Linked DNA regions of Homo sapiens: region 2 is linked to region 1. Evidence: chromatin loops called from intact Hi-C (ENCODE). Cell type or tissue: heart right ventricle. All regions are shown on one strand.

What was found. Peaks named below come from ENCODE experiments on the same cell type or tissue, not always from the same donor. Only the 100,000 strongest peaks of a DNase experiment are listed, where the experiment ranks them.
Region 2: a loop joins it to region 1, with 4 times the contacts of the local background. A loop is called at or near these places in 45 of 110 quality-filtered maps.

What each region holds. Positions count from the first base shown.
Region 1 is chr16:3,998,267-4,000,766 of GRCh38, forward strand. All of the region lies in intron 3 of ADCY9 (adenylate cyclase 9), which reads right to left. Among named protein-coding and RNA genes, the nearest start is that of TRIDDENT, 49 kb to the left of the region's middle. RefSeq lists a silencer at 2,462-2,500. In heart right ventricle, no CTCF peak of the experiment used is centred here; DNase peaks (open chromatin) are centred at 905 and 1,315; H3K27ac peaks cover 1,681 bases.
Region 2 is chr16:4,121,466-4,123,965 of GRCh38, forward strand. No RefSeq gene overlaps it. Among named protein-coding and RNA genes, the nearest start is that of ADCY9, 6.3 kb to the left of the region's middle. In heart right ventricle, no CTCF peak of the experiment used is centred here; no DNase peak of the experiment used is centred here.

The DNA of each region.
Region 1 (2,500 bases):
TGGGCACAGTGGTGTGTGCTTGTAGTCCCAGCTACTCAGGAGGCTGAAGTGGGAGGGTCGCTTGAGCCCAGGAGGGAGAGGCTGCCATGAGCTATGGTCATGCCACTGTACTGCAGACTGGGTCATAGAGCAAGACCTTGTCTCTTTAAAAAAGAAAAAAGAAGCCAGGCGCAGTGGCTCATGCCTGTAATCCCAGCACTTTGGGAGGCCAACATGGGTGGATCACAAGGTCAGGAGATTGAGACCATCCTGGCCAAGATGGTGAAAGCCCGTCTCTACTAAAATACAAAAAATTAGCCTGGCGTGGTGGTGCACACCTGTAGTTTCAGCTACTAGGGAGGCTGAGGCAGGGGAATCTCTTGAACCCGGGAGGTGGAGGTTCCAGTGAGCCGAGATGGTGCCACTGCACTCCAGCCCGGGCAAAAGAGCAAAACTCTGTCTCAAAAAAAAAAAAAAAAAAAAAAAAAAAGAAAAGAAAGAAAGAAAGAAAAGAAAAGAAAAGAAAAGAAAAGAAAAGAAAAGAAAAGAAAAGAAAAAAAGAGAAATCCATCTACCCAATGGAGAGATTCTCACATCTCAACATCCCCTTCTGAGCTGTAGTTAGAGGCCCCTTCTGTACCAGGAGGGTCCCACCATGCAATGGTGGGTGGGTTTGTTTCCCTCCCCTGACCTCCTACCCCCCAACCCCCATGGCAATTTTCCTTGAGCGATTCATTAGCTTAATTTTAATCTGGATTAAGACATTTCACAACATGTTTTTTGCCAAGTACAGATGCCTCTGTGAAATGTTTCCCAGCCGGCTAAACAGCGTCTCCCCCTGCACAGCTGCAGGCATCTCCACCCCTGCTGAGAAGCCCTCCCTGGGAAGAGTATTTCTGACTCCAGGAAGCTGCAGGCATGGAAGCACCTCACTGCCTTGGGAGACAACCCTAGCAGCTGGCTCACAGGGAGCCACACGGGCAGGCACATTAGAGAAAAAGCAGTGTCATAATGACAGTAGCTACTATGACTTAGGAATGTCTATGGGCCAAGATCCTACCCGTGAACAAGTCGGGCCCCCATCCACGCAATATCTGCAGTCTCGACTGTATGATCTCGTCCTTTGCAGCCACACTGTGAGGCAGCAATGATCATTCCGCAGACGGCCACAGACTCCAGGGCCCTGGGACCCGGACCACCGTCATATGGCTCTGGCCCCCTTTCCTGGCACAAGGAGGACCCAGGAATAATCCTGGCACCTTGCTCTCCTGGGCCTTGTTTCCCTAGAGTGACCTGAGCAGCTATGCCTGTCCTCCTGGTTCTTCCAAGCAGCACCCTGGGCCCTCCGGCATCAAGGGAAGTCTCAAGACTTCTAAGGTCCTCCCAGCAGCACGCCTGGCGGGCCAGGGAGTTTGCTGGCTGTTGCCTGGGTAACCTGAGATTCCCTGGAGAACGCCCAAGAGCAAACTCTGCATTTTTCCGGATTATCTTTGCTCCTTCCCCCATGTGGACGTGGGCTTTGGAGGGAAGAGTGTAGCCATTTCTCTAACACACTTGGGCACATTTGCATTTGTTTTTAACACATTTCAGGACGTGCACCCTACATTCCGGTCAAAATATATGGCACAAAGCTATAAAATCGTTTTTTCTTCAAGGTTATTTCTCATCACAAGATAAATCATTTCTAAGCCAACAGCTGTCCCTTTTCAAAACTGTCAAGGGAGGGAGTGGGGAAACCTCTTTTCTCAGAAATGAGGAGGATACACCAGTAGAAGAGCCCTGGCTTTGCCTGCTTCGTCTTCTCAACACGACTGTTTTGCAAGATGTCGTGTTATCAGAAGCATCCTTTGCTCCCAAACTCAAAATGATGTTAACATGGTGAGCAGGAATAGTCATGATATTGCAACCACAATAACCACAAACACAATTTCCTGAGGTGTTCTTTGAAACTCCTTGTATCTGCTTAACCCTCGTAAGCAACCACGATGCAGGTACTATGATCGGTTCCATTTTACAGATGAGGACACTGAGACAGAGCAAGCACTGGCCCAGAGCCACACGGTACGGTCGGAACCGCGTAAAGAGGCGGTGAGCCCAGGCAGCAGAGCTCCTGGCCCCAACGATCTCCAGGTGAACGGGGCAGCCTGTCAGTGCGGCAGAGCCATGGGGCTAACTCTATGTCCCTGGCATTGCTGTTTAAGCTAACAGGTTAGGTACGGGCATAAGTACAAAATAGAGTATTTCTGCTAATGCAACATTAGAGAAAAATAGAAGCAGAATATTAGAAGAAAAGATAAGCAGTAATTATCACAGAAAAAGAAATTTTCTTACATCCCCAAAGCAGTAAGAACAGACAGCAGATGGCCTGAGAATACTAGACAAGTCACCACATGAACACACACGTGTAAAACTCACACACACAATCTCAGAGCCACACGGGGCGGAGTCGAAAAGTCCCTGGACCTCTCACTCAATCCCTTAGCCCTAAAGGACCACTGGGCTCAATAACCAGGCTGGTGAT
Region 2 (2,500 bases), 120 kb after region 1:
GCTGGGATTACAGGTGTGAGCACCCAGCTGGCAATCACATTTTAAGGCAAGGAGGTGCCGATTGGTGGCCCCAACAAGATGAGCTTGGTTGAAAGAGCAGATGGGAGATTCGAAGTAAAGCATGGTGTCTGTCACTCAGCTTTGTCACCTGGCACAGCTCCTGCTGGAGCTTCCATCCCATCTGTGTGGAATAATGGTGAGGAGCCCAGGATTGGGTGTAGGAAAAACTCTGCAGGAGCTGTGAAGTGGGTTGAACGGAGTCCCCTCAAAATTCAGGTCCACCAGGATCCTCAGAATGTGGCCTTATTTGGAAATGGGCTTTTGCACACATAATTAGTTAAGAAACAGTTGTACTGGACCACGATGGCCTAAATCTGATGACTGGCATCATTTTAAGAAGAGGAACCGGGCACAGTGGCTCATGCCTATAACCCCAAGGCTTTGGGAGGCCAAGACAGGAGGATCACTTGAGCCCAAGAGTTGGAGACCAACCCAGACAACAGAGTGAGCCCTGCGCTTTTTTTTTTTTTTAATTTGAGATGAGGCCTTGCTCTGTTGCCCAGGCTGGAGCGCAGTGGCGTGATCTTGGCTCACGGCAACGTCCTCCTCCCAGGCTCAAGTGATCCCTCCACCTCAGCCTCCTGAGCAGCTGGGACCACAGGCAGGCACCACCATGCCTGGCTAATTTTTGTATTTTTAGAGAGATGGCGTTTTGCCATGTCACCTAGGCTGGTCTCAAACTCCTGGATTAAAGCAATCCACCTGCCTTGGCCTCCCAGAGTGCTGGAATTACAGGTATGAGCCACTGCACCCAGCCCAAAAATGTTTTTTAAAAATTAGCTAGGTGTGGTGGCACGCACCTGTGGTCCTAGCTACTGAGAAGGTCCAGGTGGGAAGATCGCTTAACCCCAGGAGTTCAAGGCTGCAGTGAGTTGTGATTCCGCCACTGTATTCCAGCCTGGGCACCCTGTCTCAAAATAAAAAATTAAAGTTAAGGCCAGCGCGGTGGCTCACGCCTGTAATCCCGGCACTTTAGGAGGCCAGGGCGGCTGGATCACGAGGTCAGGAGATCGAGACCATCCTGGCTAACACGGTGAAACCCATCTCTACTAAAAATACAAAAAAATTAGCAGAGCATGGTGGCAGGCGCCTGTAGTCCCAGCTACTTAAGAGGCTGAGGCAGGAGAATGGTGTGAACCCGGGAAGTGGTGATTGCAGTGAGCTGAGATCCCGCCACTGCACTCCAGCCTGGGGAACAGAGTGAGACTCCGTCTCAAAAAAAAAAAAAAAAATTAAAGTTAAAAAAAGAAAAAGAAGAGGAAAAGACACAGAGACATGCAGGGGAGGAGAAGACAGATAAGACAAGACAGAAGACATATAAAGACAGAGGCAGAGATAAGAGTGATGCAGCCACCAGCCACGGAACCCCAAGCGGTCCTGGGAGACTCCAGAGGCTGACAGAGGCAAGGCAGGATCCTGCCCTAGAACCTTCAAAAGAAGCGTGGCTCCACGGACACTTTGATTTCACACTTCTGGCCTCTAGAACCATGAGAAAGCGAAATAAGAGAGATGGGGCCAGGCACAGTGGCTCACGCCTGTAATCCCAGCACTTTGGGAGGCCGAGGCGGGTGGATCATCTCAAGTCAAGAGTCTGAGAGCAGCCTGGCCAACATGGAGAAACCCCATCTCTACTAAAAAGATAAAAATTAGCCAGGCGTGGTGGTCGGCACCCGTAATCTCAGCTACTAGGGAGGCTGAGGCAGGAGAATCACTTGAGCCCGGGAGGCGGAGATTGCAATGAACTGAGATTGCACTACTGCACTCCAGCCTGGGCAACAGAGCAAGACTCTGGCTCAAAAAAAAAAAAAAAGGGAGTAATGGAATTTTCTTGTCTCTACAAGAAAATGAGAAGAACAGCCCAAGAAACCCAGCATCCAAATAATAAAGGGTTTCAGAAAGAAGAGAGAACACAGAAGGGAGAAACTGCTGAGCAACCATTCAAGAAACGTTTTCCTAAATGAAGAATGTGATTGAAAAGGACCAGCAAGTGGCCAACACGATGACTGGAAACAGACCCACACCAAGACACAGCGCAGCGCAACTTCAGAACTACAGAGAGCTACAGGGAGAAGCTCCGGCAAGAAAAAGCAGGTTTCAAACAGAGTGTGGAGAATGAGGATGACACCTAGATGCAACCATCTGGGGATGGGGAAGGGGCGCAGACAGGCATGTAAATCTCCCAGGGTGATTCTCGTAATCACGTGTTGTTTAGAATAATCAGGCCAGGTCATTTTGTCGGGGATCCCACCCCCGTGTCACCATCTGCTGGTATTTTTCCTTGGATTAATTAGTCAGGTTTTCCAGAGAAGACCCTTCAGGCTTGCTGCCACTCAGCTGAGAGGGGCAGAAGGCTGGAAGTCTCAGCCTTCAGTATCAAAACCTTCGCTCAGCAAACCATCCGTAGGGATAGTTTCAATCCTATTGGCGTGCTGCCAACCCT